2 separate regions of the Homo sapiens genome follow, and region 2 is linked to region 1. Evidence: chromatin contacts called from ENCODE Hi-C or POLR2A ChIA-PET data. All regions are on one chromosome and are shown on one strand. Each heading gives the region's core, a stretch centred on a gene start or an enhancer-like site at or near the end of the contact. The rest is flanking DNA. Distances are from core to core; before and after follow the strand shown.

What was found. Hi-C counts contacts between places; a loop is a spot of excess contacts on that map. ChIA-PET counts read pairs that join two places held with the same protein, here RNA polymerase II (POLR2A).
Region 2: a loop to region 1 is called in a map of mesothelial cell of epicardium, with 15 times the contacts of the local background. The contact joins two enhancer-like sites. A Hi-C loop is called at or near these places in 1 of 168 maps with a recorded cell type or tissue (mesothelial cell of epicardium). POLR2A ChIA-PET finds 5 or more read pairs at or near these places in 1 of 52 experiments (activated naive CD4-positive, alpha-beta T cell).

Annotation. Positions count from the first base shown.
Region 1 is chr13:44,520,617-44,527,744 of GRCh38, reverse strand. All of the region lies in intron 1 of TSC22D1 (TSC22 domain family member 1), which reads left to right. Among named protein-coding and RNA genes, the nearest start is that of TSC22D1-AS1, 52 kb to the left of the region's middle. Within about 2 kb of position 4,489, at least 5 of the 41 ENCODE cell types and tissues checked have a DNase peak (open chromatin) inside an H3K27ac peak, as active enhancers do.
Region 2 is chr13:44,380,388-44,387,515 of GRCh38, reverse strand. The region is part of intron 2 of SERP2 (stress associated endoplasmic reticulum protein family member 2); the gene reads right to left. Among named protein-coding and RNA genes, the nearest start is that of SERP2, 10 kb to the right of the region's middle. Within about 2 kb of position 4,660, at least 5 of the 41 ENCODE cell types and tissues checked have a DNase peak (open chromatin) inside an H3K27ac peak, as active enhancers do.

The DNA of each region.
Region 1 (7,128 bases), core at 3,240-5,739:
TCTGTGTTTTAATTGGTGTATTTAAGCTGTTCACATTTAAAATGATTATTGATTTAGTTGGATTAGTTATCTGGTCTAGGTTTGCAGCTTTTCTGTTCATTGCTCTTGTTCTTTTTTAAAAAATTTATTTTGCCTTCCACTCTTTTTCTGCCTTCTCTGTTATTAGTTGAACATTTTAAATAATTCCATTTTCTGTCTGTTCATAGCATATCAATTATACTTAAAAAATTTTTGTTTTAGTTGCCCTAGAGTTGGCAGTGTACATTTACAACGAATCCACCTTCAATTAACATTAAAACTGTTTTATGGGCAGTGCTGGTACCTTATAACATAGCATTACCAATTATTTCTCCCATTTTTTATAACACTGCTGTTTTTTATTTTGCTTTTCCATAAATTATAATTATTCAATATATTGTTGATGTCATTATTTTGAACAAATTTATGTGTTAGATCAGTTAAGAATTTTTAAAATAAACGTTTTGTTTTTATCTTTTATTCTTTAATGCTTTTCCTTTGTGCAGATCGGTAACCTATATTTTCCTTCTTTCAGAAGAACTTTTAACATTTTTTTCAAGACAGGTCTAGTAGTGACAAATTCTCTATTTTTATCTGAGAAAGTCTTTTTTTCTCTTATACTTTTCAAGAATTTTGCTGTATGCAGAATTGTAGGTTGCTAGTTTTTTCTTTCAGCACTAAATATTTAACTTCAATCTTCTTGCTTGCATGGTTCCTGAAGAAATGTCTGATGTAATTCTTATCCTTGTTCCTCAATAGGTAAGGTTTCTCTTAACTACCATCTGTGGCTTCTTTAAGTATCTTTTTGTTGTCTTTGATTTTCTGCAGATTGAATATGACATGCCTAAGTGTAGATTTTTGGTATTTATCTTATGTCATGTTCTCCAAACTTTCTGCCTCTGTGATTTGGTGTCTGTCATAAATGTTGGAAAGTTTTCAGCCATTTTTTCTTCGATTACTATTTTAATGATTTTTCAGCTTTACAATGGTGCAAAAGCAATATGCATTCAGTAGAAACCATACTTCTCTTGCTATGCTGGGCAGCAGCAAGCCTCAGCTTCCAGTCAGCTATGCCTTTTTGACTGACAGTATTTTCACTCAGGATGGACTTACTGGGACTTAAGTGGAGGAGCATCTGTATTCTGTTTCCTTCTCTCTTTCTTTTCTGTCTTGGATTCCTATTATGCATACATTTTACCTTTTTAAATTGTCCTACAGTCTTAGGATATTCTATTCCTTTTTTTTTTCTTTGCTTTTCAGTTTTGGAAGTTTTTATTGACGTATCTTTGAGCTCACTGATTCTTAGGCCATGTGCAGATGATCTGGTAATATGCATTCTTTTTTTCTGTTGCTGTTTTTTTTTATTTCTGGCATTTCCTTTTGATTCTCAGAATTTTCATCTCTTTGCTTATATTACCCATCAATTCTTAACATGTTCTCTACTTTTTCCACTAGAGCCCTTAGCATGTTAGTAGTTATTTGCAATTGTTGGCCTAATAATTGCAAAATATCTGCCATATCTGAATCTGATTCTGACACTTGCTTTGGATCCTCAGACTGTTTTATTTTTCCTAACCTTTTAGCATGTCTAATGGTGTTTTTTGTTTGTTTGTTTGTTTGTTTTTGAGACAGGGTCTCACTCTGTTATCCAGGCTGGAGTACAGTGGCACAGTCTTGGCTAACTGCAACCTCCACTTCCCGGTCTCAAGAGATTCTCCAGCCTCAGCCTCGTGAGGAGCTGGGACTGCAGGCGCAAGCCACCAACACCTGGCTAATTTTTCTATTTTTGTAGAGATGGGTTTTTGCCATGTTGTCCAGACTAGGTTCAAACTCCTGAGATCAAGGCAGTCCGCTCACCTTAGCCTCCCAAAATGCTGGGATTACAGGTGTGAACCACTGAGCCTGGCTATTTTTTTTTTTTTTTTTTTTTTGTTAAAAGCTAGATATGATGTATTGGGTAAAAGGAACTAAGATCAGTAGGACTTGAGTATGAAGTTTCATGTTTATCTGGCTAGGGGTTAATCTGTGTTTATTTGCTGTTGATGTCAGAGGCTAGAATTTCCTATAGTGTCCTTGATCTTGTCTACTCTGTGGTATTTGGGTTTCCCTAGAGACTCCCTTTTATTTTTACTTTTTTAGAGACAGGGTCTTGCTGTGTTACCCAGGCTAGAGTGCAGTGGCACGATCATGGCTTACTGCAGCCTTCAACTCCTGGGTTCAAGGGATCCTCCTGCCTCAGGCTCTTGAGAAGATGGTACTACAGGCATGCGCCTCCATGCTTGGCTAATTTATCTTTTGATTTTTGTAGAGGTGGGGGCTCACTGTGTTGCTAGGCTGGTCTTGAATTCCTGGGCTCAAGTGATCCTCCTGCCTCGGTTTCCCAAAGTGCTGTGATTACAGGCATGAGACTCCTTTTTAAATAGAGCCTGAGCCTTACCATTCTTTCAGTTGTGATTTCCTGTTTTACAGGAGCTCTGTTGATTGTAGTAAGATGAGTGTTGTGGAGCGGGGAGAATAGTCTGTATGTAGTCCTGTGATTAGGCTCAGGTTTTTTGTGGGACAGTGCCCCTGGGCTTTCACCTTTACAAATGCTTCTCAGCTTTTTTACCCCCCTTAGGTGGAACAAGAAAGCTAGAGAGAGAACCCTAGTTGGATATTTTCCTTATTCCACTTGGTCAGGCTTTGATATACCCGCTGTTGGTTAGCCTCTGGTAAAATAATTTTCCTTAAGGTCAGTCCTTTGTTAAGGATAACAGAATGTTCTGGGAATATTTGAATATGGTTACTTTTTCCTTTTTTCCTTTCTCCTTCCAGAAGCACAGGGATTTTTTTCTCTTTTCTTTACCCTGACAACCTGATGGGGCTTTTGGAGTTAAAAATCATGGAAGTAGCTGGGCACGGTGGCTCACGCCTGTAATCCCAGCACTTGGGAGGCCTAGGCAGATGGATTACTTGAAGTCAGGGGTTTGAGACCAGCCTAGCCAACATGGTGAAACCTCATCTCTTCTAAAATAATACAAAAATTAGCTGGGCATGGCGGGTGCTGTTAATACTCAGGAGGCTGAGGCAGGAGAATTGCTTGAATCCGGGAAGCGGAGGTTGCAGTGAGCCAAGATCGCGCCATTGCACTCTAGCCTGGGTGACAAGAGTGAAACTCCATCTCAAACAAACAAACAAAAAAAATCATGGAAGTGTGGGGAGCCCCTTAAGGCTGGTTTGCCAGGAGTTTCCATCTGTCAAACTAGTCCATATTTAGACTGTCTTAATTAATCTATTTAAGTTTTTCTTCCAGTTGTTGGCTTCAGCAATAGTTGCTGCTTCTGGTAAGCTGTGATTTTCTGTATTTGCTTGTTTCTTTAGTTTTGGAGGAGGCAGCAGATTGTCCTGTGATCTCGGTTCTCTGATGGATCTAAGAGAAGCTACTGATTTCCAGTTCAGTTTTTTTTTTTTTCTGTTGTGTGGACAGGAGTGACAGCTTCACTAGTTGAACTCAAAACTGGAAGTAGTATGAATTTTTCAGTGTCTGAATTTGCCTTCAATTTAGTTTGAGTCCCACGACTTAGAAGTAGGCTGTTCTACTAGGAGCTTTTTAAACCATTACAGTTATTTAATTTGATTCATTTAATCTCTATTGAGGATCTACTAAGTTTCATGCATCTTTTATTATGTATAGTATTTCATGCACTGGAAATATTAAGATGCTTCTATCCCCATACTTCTTTTTTCAAAGGCTTTTTCTCATTGTTCTCTAGAGGATGGGTCTATCTCTTATATTTTGCTAAAGATTTGTTGCCTTTTGTATTTTATCTTTCCTTCTATTAGCAAATGTTTTTCTCTATTAGCTCATTCTCATGAGTATCTAATTATGCTTTCATACATCATCTTAAGGAAGCCACCTTGGGTCTTTCCACACCCCCTAACTTCTGCAATCTCTGTTCACTTTCATTATCAAGAGTTGTCTACTTATATTGTTACAATCTCTCAAATTTAGTTTACTTTTCAATCTATTCCATTCTGGTTGTCGCTTCTGATACCACTGTGAATGCTCTGTCATCAGGGTCCTCCCTGTTGCAAAATCCTTCTTCTCTGCGTGCCACATACTCCTACCTCCCCACCTCAGGCTCTGGCAGCCACAGATCTTACTATCTGTCTAGTTTTGCCTTTCCTGGAATGTCATAGTGTTGGAGTCATGCAGTGTGTAGCTTTTTCAGACTGGCTTTCACTTAGCAATATGAAAGTTTTTTTCATGTCTTTTTGTGACTTGGGAGCTCATTTCTTATTATTGTATATATCTACCACAGTTTGTTTATCCATCATCTAATGAAGGACAGCTTGGTTGCTTGATGTTTTTGGCAGTTCTGAATAAAGCTGCCGCAAACATTCCTGTGCAGGTTTTTATGTGGACTTGTTTTCAACTCATTTGGGAAAATACCTGTGTGTGCAATTGCTGAGTCATGTAGTAAGCCTGTGCTTAGCTCTGTAAGAGACTGCAGACTGTCTCAACTCGACTGTACTGTTTTTGCATTTCCACCAGCAATGAATATGAATTCATTTGCTCTGCATTCTTAGCAGCATTTGGTGTTGTCAGTGATTGTAGCCTGTCTAATAGGGGTGTGGTAGTATCCATTGTTTTAATTAGCATTTCTCTAGTGATATAGGGTGTTGAGCTCCATTTCATGTTTTTTTTTTTTCTCTATTATCTTTGGTGATACATCTGCTCAGATTTTTTGCTCTTTTTTAAGATTTTTTCTTTATTGTGTGTTAAGAGTTCTTGGTATATTTTAGATACCAGTCCTTTATAAGATGTGTTTGACAAATATTTTCTCCTAGTCTGTGGCTTGTCTTTTCATTTTTTTTAAACAGTGTTTTACAGAGAAGAAAAATTTTCAATTTTAATGAAGTCTACCTTATCAATTTTTTCTTTATGGGTCATGATTTTCGTGCTGTGTTTACAAATATATTGCCAAACAAGATTTTCTTCCTCATTATCTACAAGTTTTACAGTTTTGAATTGTATGTATAGGTCTGTGATACTTTCTGAGTTAACTTTTGTGAAAGATAAAAGGTCAGTGTTGGATAGATTATTTTTCCTTTTGCATGTGGTTGTCCAGCACCATGAAGACTCTTCCTTCTCCACTGAATTGTCTTTGTACTTTTGCCAAAGATCAGATTTACCTCTTAAATCTTTGTCAAACCTGTCCACTTCTCACCATCTCCATTTTCAATCTCTTCAAGCCACCATCCTCTCTTGCCTAATTATTGCAGTAGTCCTTACTGGTCTTGCCTTATCTGTTGATCCCTGTTTTATTCACAGAATATGATTTGTGATTTTAAAGGCATAAATAAAATGCCTTTTCTGTTTAATATCTAATTGCTTTCCTTTATACAAACAACAAAATCCAAATTCTTTATCATGGCCTGTGAGACCCTAAATGATCAGGCCCTACCTTTTCTTCCAACTTTACCCTCATTCTTCCTCTCCAGCCACCTTTGGCTCATTTAGTCTCTGAATGTGTTACTGTCTACTACCTTAGGGGATTCCTAATGACTGGAATGCCCCTTTTAAGTCTCAGCTTAAATGTTTCCTCTTCAGGGATGCCTTTTCTAGTCATTATATCTAAACATTTAGTTCTCTTCCTTGACTTTTACTCTCTAACATTACATCAATTCTTTACTACTATTTTGCCCAATTTAAAAGCATATATTGTTGGTCTATTTATTGTCTGACTTCCTGAGACCAGGGATCACGTCTGTCTTGTTTGCTATTGTTTTTTTTAGCAGCTGCTACACAGTAGGCGCCAAACAAATATTTTAAGGAAGAAGACATAGGCAGCCTTTGAGATGCCCAAATTTAGTGAGGAAGATCCATATGTATGTAGGTAAATTATAGTGCCATTTTAGTGCTGTTAGAAAGTTGTAGTTTTGGAAAACAAGTAATGAAAGGTTAAGAAAGAAAAATCTTTCGGATTCTTCCTCAAGTGTGTGAACTTTATAGCTGTCAATTTATGAAGTCTTATTGCCTAGGTTTCTTTTTTTTTTTTTTTCCATTCTTTGTCACTTTTATTCAGTAGGTTTTTTTTCCCTTATTTTCAGTGCCAGACATGGCGAGGAGTGATTACAGCCAACTGTTATTAAAACATTTGTTCACAACATATACCCCCTTTATACCACTGACCCCAAACTGACTCATTTTATGTGCTTTCATTCTTTCTTTTTTTAATATACCACTATCAAGACCGGGTGGAGGGGGCAAGGGTAAGAGAGATGAAGGGGAGGAGTCCAGGAGGCCAGAAGAGGGGAATGCTACAAGCCACAGTAAGAATGAGCTGTATTTAATTTAAAAAAAAGGGGGAAGGGGTGTACCCCACAAATGATACAGTAATGAGGATACACAATTAAATCCCATAGCATGACTGAAAGCTTTCACTGTGTTTGACATCATCACAATGGAATTGCCTAGGTTTCTTAGCTAAAAGTAAGTTTGTATCTTTTATTATTTGATAGTGGGGGGTTAGCGTCCTAGAAGTCCCAGACTTAGGTTCTCAATTGTCTTAAGAAACCATCCATCTGTATTGACAATATGGGTGCTCTAGGGGCAGTCTTAAGCCCAATAAGAGGTCTTTTAGCGCACTGAGCTTTTGCTCTCTAGGGTCAGTGTTTGGATTTGAATATCCAGCACTGCCACTCACCTTGGGCAAGTCATTTAAACTGCATGTCTCAGTTTCCTCATCTGCAAAGGGACTAATAAACACACCTACCTCCTGGGATGGTTTTGAGGAATACATTGGCTAATATATGTAAAGCATTTACTATGTGCCAGACCCTGCAATAAATGTGAAAGTAGTCTCTGTTACTACATAAAGGGCTTCTCATTTAGCCAAAATTTTATTACATTCTAGTACACTTACGTTGAGTAATATGCAGCTTTTTCAGTGGATACTTCATTTCAACCTTACAGAGAAATTAGAAACCATCAGATGGGATATCCTTCATTCTGATACCAAACATAAATCTGACATGTTCAACACCCCTTCCTTCAGCTTCACCTATGCTCTATATCTTATCACCTCTGCTATCTGAGATCTTAAGATTTTTAAAAAATTACTTCTT
Region 2 (7,128 bases), core at 3,411-5,910, 140 kb after region 1:
GGCATTCTGGTCAAAGAGGAAAGCTGGAAATGCCGAAGACAGCTGTCTTGTGAATACCGTGGCAATAACCTTATAAAAAGTTTAGGCTAAGGACAGCAAAGATGAGAACGTGGCCCTGCCAGCCATATTGTGTTCAGGACAGACATTACCAATCAACTGCAGCCCACTTTCCCACTAAGCATTGGTATAGCCCGGGAGTCCTTCTCAGTAAGGCTCATACAAGAGCTGGGGACAAAAGGAAAAGAAAACGCCCAGAGGAGAGGGCTCTGGGCACAAACAGCAGTGACTAGGTCCATGAATGGGCTGGGGAAGCATGTCAAGTCTGCAAGTGCCTTGAGAAGATAGCAGTTGACCTATCTGTGTGACAGTATCTTTGTGGGGAACGGTCTCAGACAGACATTCCAGCTAATGCTTGCCTCTGAGTCTTGAGATAAAAGCAAGCATTCTTCAGAAGCTTTCAAACAGCTCTCCAAAGAGGCAGGTTTCAAAACCCGGGACTGGCAGAGCCAGGATGAGCTGCTTATCTGGAAAGAGGCCCCACTGCCTGCAGAAATGGAAGATAATACTTGTATTAAAAGGGGAGAGAAAAAAAGGGCAAAGTCTCTTATGAGGGCACTGAAATCCCTTGGCCTTCGATGTGGATCTGGGTCCTAGTAGATCAAGTAGAGGCAAATCCAGCCAGTTAAACAGACTCAAGCAAAACAAAATCCCAGGCTAAGGTTTGACAAGAAGTTTCTGGCCTATTTGGGTTAATAATCTGAGCAGACCCATAACAGGTATTGATTAAGAAATGGATTTTTGATTTCTTAAATAATCTATATATTAACAAAGCCGTCTGGGTGTGGTGGCTCACGCCTGTAATCCAGCACTTTGGGAGGCTGAGGAGGGCCGATCACTTGAGGCCAGGAGTTTGAGACCAGCCTCAACAACAGGGTGAAACCCTGTCTCTACTAAAAATACAAAAATTAGCTGGGCATGGTGGCGCATGCCTGTAATCCCAGCTACTTGGGAAGCTGAGACAGGAGAATCACTTGAACCCAGGAGGTGGAGGCTGCAGTGAGCTAAGATGGTGCCAATGCACTCCAGCCTGGGCAACAGTGAGACTGTCTCAAAAAAGAAAAAAAACACTGGTTATCAAATTAAACAAAATGAAACAAGATACAGCCCTGAGATGTTCTAATTGGATAATACCGTGTCTCAGAAGAATATACTATTCCCAAAGCTTTTGTATCTCATAAAGATAACTTTTACAGCAAAAGAGTGGTGGATTGGGGTTGCTTTAAGGAAATGAAACTCACATTTTTTTTTTCCTGACATTCAAATTAAAGGACAAACTGCTGTTCATTGATTGTGGTCTGCATATTGGTGTTCCTTCTCCCTCTGTGGGGAAGACTTGACGCTTTATCACATGGGAAAACAGCCTCATGCATCCAAAGTGTTATCACTTACACTGCTCCCACTCATCCGTGGAGTGAAGAGGCAGGGCTCATGGCTTGCTGATAGATTGAGACCAGTGTGAGAGGTCGAGTCTGCAACTGAACATGCAGCCGGGAAGGATGAAAGGCATGTGGGAGTTGAAGCACCCCACAGCACAACCGATGGTCCCGTGGTGCCCCTGTTTCCCATGAGGGCTACAAGGACAGAGGTGGTGGTGACTGTAGCTGCAGGCTTTGGGCTTGCTATGGGCCTGTACTTAGATCCCCAGAGCTGCTCAATGCCAGGACACCTTGGGAGGGCTGCTCATTATCCCCATTTTCTTGATAAGGGAATCAATACCAAGAGTAAATACCTTGTCCAAGGTCATTCAGCTGACAAAAGTGAATCTAGGCTCAAAACTGACATCTGGCAGATCCTGAAACTATCCTCCCTTCAGAGGCCTCCTATTCTGAGTGCCAGTTGGTCAGTTTTCAAAGCAGTCCCTTGCCTAAGACAACTTTTGCAATCATGGAAAGTAGAAATTTGCTTATTCTGAAAAGGATGTATTTAGATAACCTCCCCAAACTCCCTCTCACCAGGACAATGTATTAGAGGTTTCCACCAAGTGCCTAAGACAGAACAGGGCTTGGGTGCGCTCAGATCTGGGGGGCGTGGGGCAGCCCCGGGAGGTCTGTTGCTCCCATCTGGCTTTGCAGTGAGGGGTGGCATTCCCTGAGTGCGTGTTTATGCCAGGGGTCTCTGGGTGCCTGGACTGTGTCCCCTCACTACTCTCCCAGTCCTCATTCCTTCCTTTTCATTATCTTGCTCTTACTAGGATGGCAGGCATGAAAGGCACATGCAGAGGAGGAGGAAGCCACAGGAGAGAAGCTGAGAAGCAGGAGGCAAGTGATGGCAGTGACCCACAACTGTCTATAAGAAAGGGGTCCTGTAGACTTTTTACAGGCTTGTTAACCTGTTTTTCCACATAAAACAGAGAAAGGGTGACCAATAAGTGAGCACATACTTAAATGCCAGCTTCTTACCAGTCCTAACTCTTTCCCAGAAGACAGCCAGAAAAACAGATAAAATGTGCATTCATTACTGTCTGCCTGACCTGAATATTTATTTACCCTAGGTACACTGGCACTATTTCTAAAAAGAGCACTTTGCCCAACCAATCACCAATGAGAAAAGTGGGTTAATAGAGTAAGGTAATGAAAGCAAGTGAGACTTTCAAGAGACTCACATCAATGATCAACATCTTTATTAATATTAGAAGATTTCGCCTTTTTCCTTAGCATCTATATAAAAACATACAAAATAAGAGTAACCAACCACATGAATGCAAAGAAAGGCCATATGACCTCCAAGGTCCCACTGGAACTTGGTGAAATGGAACTTGAGCCTGGCATAGGGGTGTATCTTGTTCAAAGGAGAGCTAATAGAAGGGAATAGGAAAAGGGTCTATCTGTCTGCAGAGATGTGGAGATCCTACAAGACACTCCAGTGCATTTGGCCTGAGTGTTGCAGGCCAGGGCAGGTGTGCAGGTGCAGGTGTGCGTGCTGCAAACAGGCAGATGTGAGATGTAGGGGATTTTCCTATTTCAGATTACAAAGCTGGAACAGAGGTGAGACAGACCACCGATGAGAGCTTCAACAATCCCAGCACCTACCAGAAAGCTAATTACCTAAAGCAAAGCAGCTGACAAATGGGCTAGACTTGAGGACCGCACATTCGTTTAAATGTAGAGAAAAGAAGGGTAGGCACTTATGGCCTGTGACCCTAAAACAGGATAAACTCTAGAGGGAATAGTCGGTTCTGCAAGAAGAAATGAATCGTGACTAATTCCAGAGAGGTGGCAACAGGGACGGATCTAAAGGAGCTATTGTGTTTCCCATGACATGTTCTGTTTAGAAAAGGACAAGTACAAAGATAGAAGGAAGGGCACAGTACCAAGGACAAGCTGAGAAGAGTGACACATTTCTGTGAGAACAGTGCCCGACTTGAGCTGAGGCTTGCAAAAAAATTGCTAAAGTTGGCAAGAAAAAAAAAAGGTGGTGGTGAATTATTTTTAGTTATGATTAAAAAAGAGATGAGGCCCATTGCTTAGGGATCACGATAGCATGTTAATAGAAGACAGAGAAAGTAAGATGGCTCAACTCTCATTTCATGTCTAACCTCTCCATAAAAGCAAAATGGCTTTATAACTAGAAAGCTTTAAGTCAGCATCATTGAAAGAGCCCTGGGTGGCCGAGCGCATTGGCTCATGCCTGTAATCCCAGCACTTTGGGAGGCCAAGGTGGGCGGATCATGAGGTCAAGAGATCAAGACCATTCTGGCCAACATGGTGAAACCCCGTCACTACTAAAAAAAAAAAAAAAAAATTAGCTGGGCATGGTGGTGCGTGCTTGCAGTTCCAGCTACTCAGGAGGCTGAGGCAGGAGAATCGCTTGAACCTGGGAGGTGGAGGTTGCCGTGGGCCGAGATTGCGCCACTGCACTCCAGCCTGTCAATAGAACGAGACTCTGTCTCAAAAAAAAAAAAACAAAAAAAACGCAAACCTCCAGAGAGGTGGAGCTAACATACTCAATCCCTAGGAAACTGCTGGAGACCAGGAGAGTTCTAAAAGATGCTTGTTAGCAAATGTCCCAATTTACCCAAGAGGGAAAGATACAGGTCCTGCTGCATGGGCTGGTAAGCCAGGCAAAAGTTTAGGCCATATAATAGTTTTTTAAACCCTCCAAAAAGGAAGAGATGGGTTTTGAGAGTTGGCATGGGTTTGAGAAAAATAAGCCACGCCAAATGACTCTACTGGCTTTTTCCCTTATAGGCTGCCTAAGGGGGCAGACTGGAGAAGGCCACAGTTACTGTGTATCTTGAAGCCTATATATATCTTTATCTACTTAGACCCTTGACAATACAGGTGGCATGGTCACGGGGCTCAGGGATGCCTGAGAGTAGGCTTTGGCCATTCTGAGCACCTTATATTCTTGAGCCCAGCACATTCTCTGAAGCCACCATGCCACCGCCACATAGTGTTCCCATGCAGAATCACCTTCCTCACACCCTTTGTCTGGCTGTTTGTTCTTCAAGACTCCGCTCAAACAGCACCTCCCCTTGGAAACTTTCTCTTCTGCTGAGTATGATTTAGAAGTTCCTTATCCATGCCAGCCAAGCACCCTGTAAACTCTGCTGTCACTATCGCAGTGCGCTTTCCCTGGGCTGCAACTGACAGCTTCCTTATCTGCCTCTCCCAATGCCTGCAAGTACCCAAACAGGATTGTATTTCCAAAGCCCGGCACAGTGCCAGGCACAGAGGGGACCCTCAAGACATGATGATTGCTTGAATGAGTTTTGCTTAGAGGCTCAAAGTCAACCTGAAAGAGGTTGTCTCTGATTGTGTTCTGTGGGTTTCTCCAAGTCTAGACTTTTATCAGTGACTTGGAAGAATAATATATTTTCAGGGACCATAACACTGGGAAAAAAGGGTAAGTAGATCAGAGGCTTAAAGTTCAAGGTCTGACAATCTACAGACTGGTCATACAGCCTGAAAACATAGCTAACTTTTTTGTACAGGTTTATTTTCTTGATTTTCCTGTGGTATGATAAAGGCATAGTTTTGTTTGTTTTTATTTTGTTCTTTTTTTTTTTTTTTTTTTTTTGAGACGGAGTCTCGCTCTGTCGCCCAGGCTGGAGTGCAGTGGCACAATCTCGGCTCACTGCAAGCTCCACCTCCCTGGTTCACGCCATTCTCCTGCCTCAGCCTCCTAAGTAGCTGGGACTACAGGCACCTGCCACCAGGTCCGGCTAATTTTTTTGTATTTTTAGTAGAGACGGGGCTTCATCGTGTTAGCCAGGATGGTCTTATCTCCTGACCTCATGATCCGCCCGCCTCGGCCTCCCAAATGCTGGGATTACAGGCGTGAGCCACCGCGCCCAGCCTAAAATTTTAATAGAAGTAATCGTTCTTCTTTGAGAATAAAAAAAAAAGTCATAAAGTTTTATATTAGGTCTCAAAAAAGGTCAACTAGATATCTACAGTATGAGGAATATCTGGCTTTATCCATCCATCCATCCATCCATCCATCCATCCATCCATCCATCCATCCTAAGCACTAACTATGTGCTAAATACTAAACTAGGATCTACAAATTTAATGAAAAATAAACACTGTCTCCCCTGAGCTTATATCCTACTGGAGGGAAATGAACCTAAGTAAGTAAACTAAATAACTGCAACTGCTGATGAGGGTCATGAGTAAAATAAAATAATATGTGATGGAGACAGGAGAGACTTGGGATAAAGGGGTATGTAGATGTGTTTCCGGGGTTGCAGGAAGTTTATCTGAGGAAGAGCTGGGTGGCATCTGGCTGGCCATCAGCTAGACGTGAGTCAAGGATGTGCTGCAACTGTTAAAAAGTAACTGCAAGCCTGGGTCACATTAATAGAGGCAGAGTGGTGAGCAAAATCAAGGGCAGTGACAATCCTACTGCCTCTGTGGTGGTCACACTGCTTCTAGACCACCTTCTGCAGTTGCAAATGCTATACTTTTTTTTTGAGACGCAGTCTCGCTCAGTTGCCCAGGAAGGAGTACAGTGGCACGATCTCGGCTCACTGCAAGCTCCACCTCTGCAGTTCAAGTGATTCTCCTGCCTCAGCCTCCTGAGTAGCTGGGACTACAGGCGCGTGCCACCATGTCCAGCTCATTTTTTGTATTTTTAGTAGAGACAGGGTTTCACCATGTTGGCCAGGATGGTCTCGAACTCCAGACCTTGTGATCCTCCCCACCTCGGCCTCCCAAAGTGCTGGGATTACAGGCGTGAGCCACTGCGCCTGGCTTTTTTTTTTTTTTTTTTTTTTGAGACGGAGTTTCACTCTTGTTGCCCAGGCTGGAGTGCAATGGCGCGATCTCTGGCTCATGGCAACCTCTGCCTTCTGGGTTCAAGTGATTCTCCTGCCTCAGTCTCCCAAGTAGCTGGGATTACAGGCATGCGCTGCCAAATGCTACCCTTTAAGAAAGTCATTGAGCAGATCCAGAAGAGGAGTCTAGAAACCACATCTTATGAGGCAAGGTCGAGAGATTTAGGGAAGCTTAGTTTGCAGAAGGAGCCACCAGGCAGTCATCTTTAAAATATCTGATGATTCAAGGTGCTTAGAGGAGAACGAGTCCATTCTGTGTTACCCTAGGAGTTCAAATCTGAACAACTGAGAAGACAGCATAGTGTAATTCAAAACAGGAGAGACATTTCTAATAGAATTCCAGCAGACATGGAATAGGCTTTTTGAAGAAGTATTCAAATAGGGATTGGGTAAACAGCTGTTTAAAAGATGTCCTTAAAGATACTTCTTTGGGAATAGAGTAGAACTGTCTTTCTTTGAGTGTAAGATTTTCTCATCTTGGAATGCCAAATCATCTTTAAAATATTTGAGCCACAAGCAACAATAATGCCAAGTACTTTGGATCCTTCCTTCCTCCTAAGAGTTTTTGCTTCTTTGGAAGAGTGGTCTCTTGAAGATAAAAGGAACTGATCCATCTTAAATTTTTTTTTTAATTTTCATGATTTTAGGTTTGAATGCATGATTCATCTTTAGTCATGGGCTTCTCTTGTCATTGGGGCAGAGGCTGTCTTGCTGGGAGGCCTAAGCCTGAGCAGGAAGATGTGGACCTTCTGCCTCCCTGCCCTCAGTAACAGTGAGATGCTGGAGGGTGG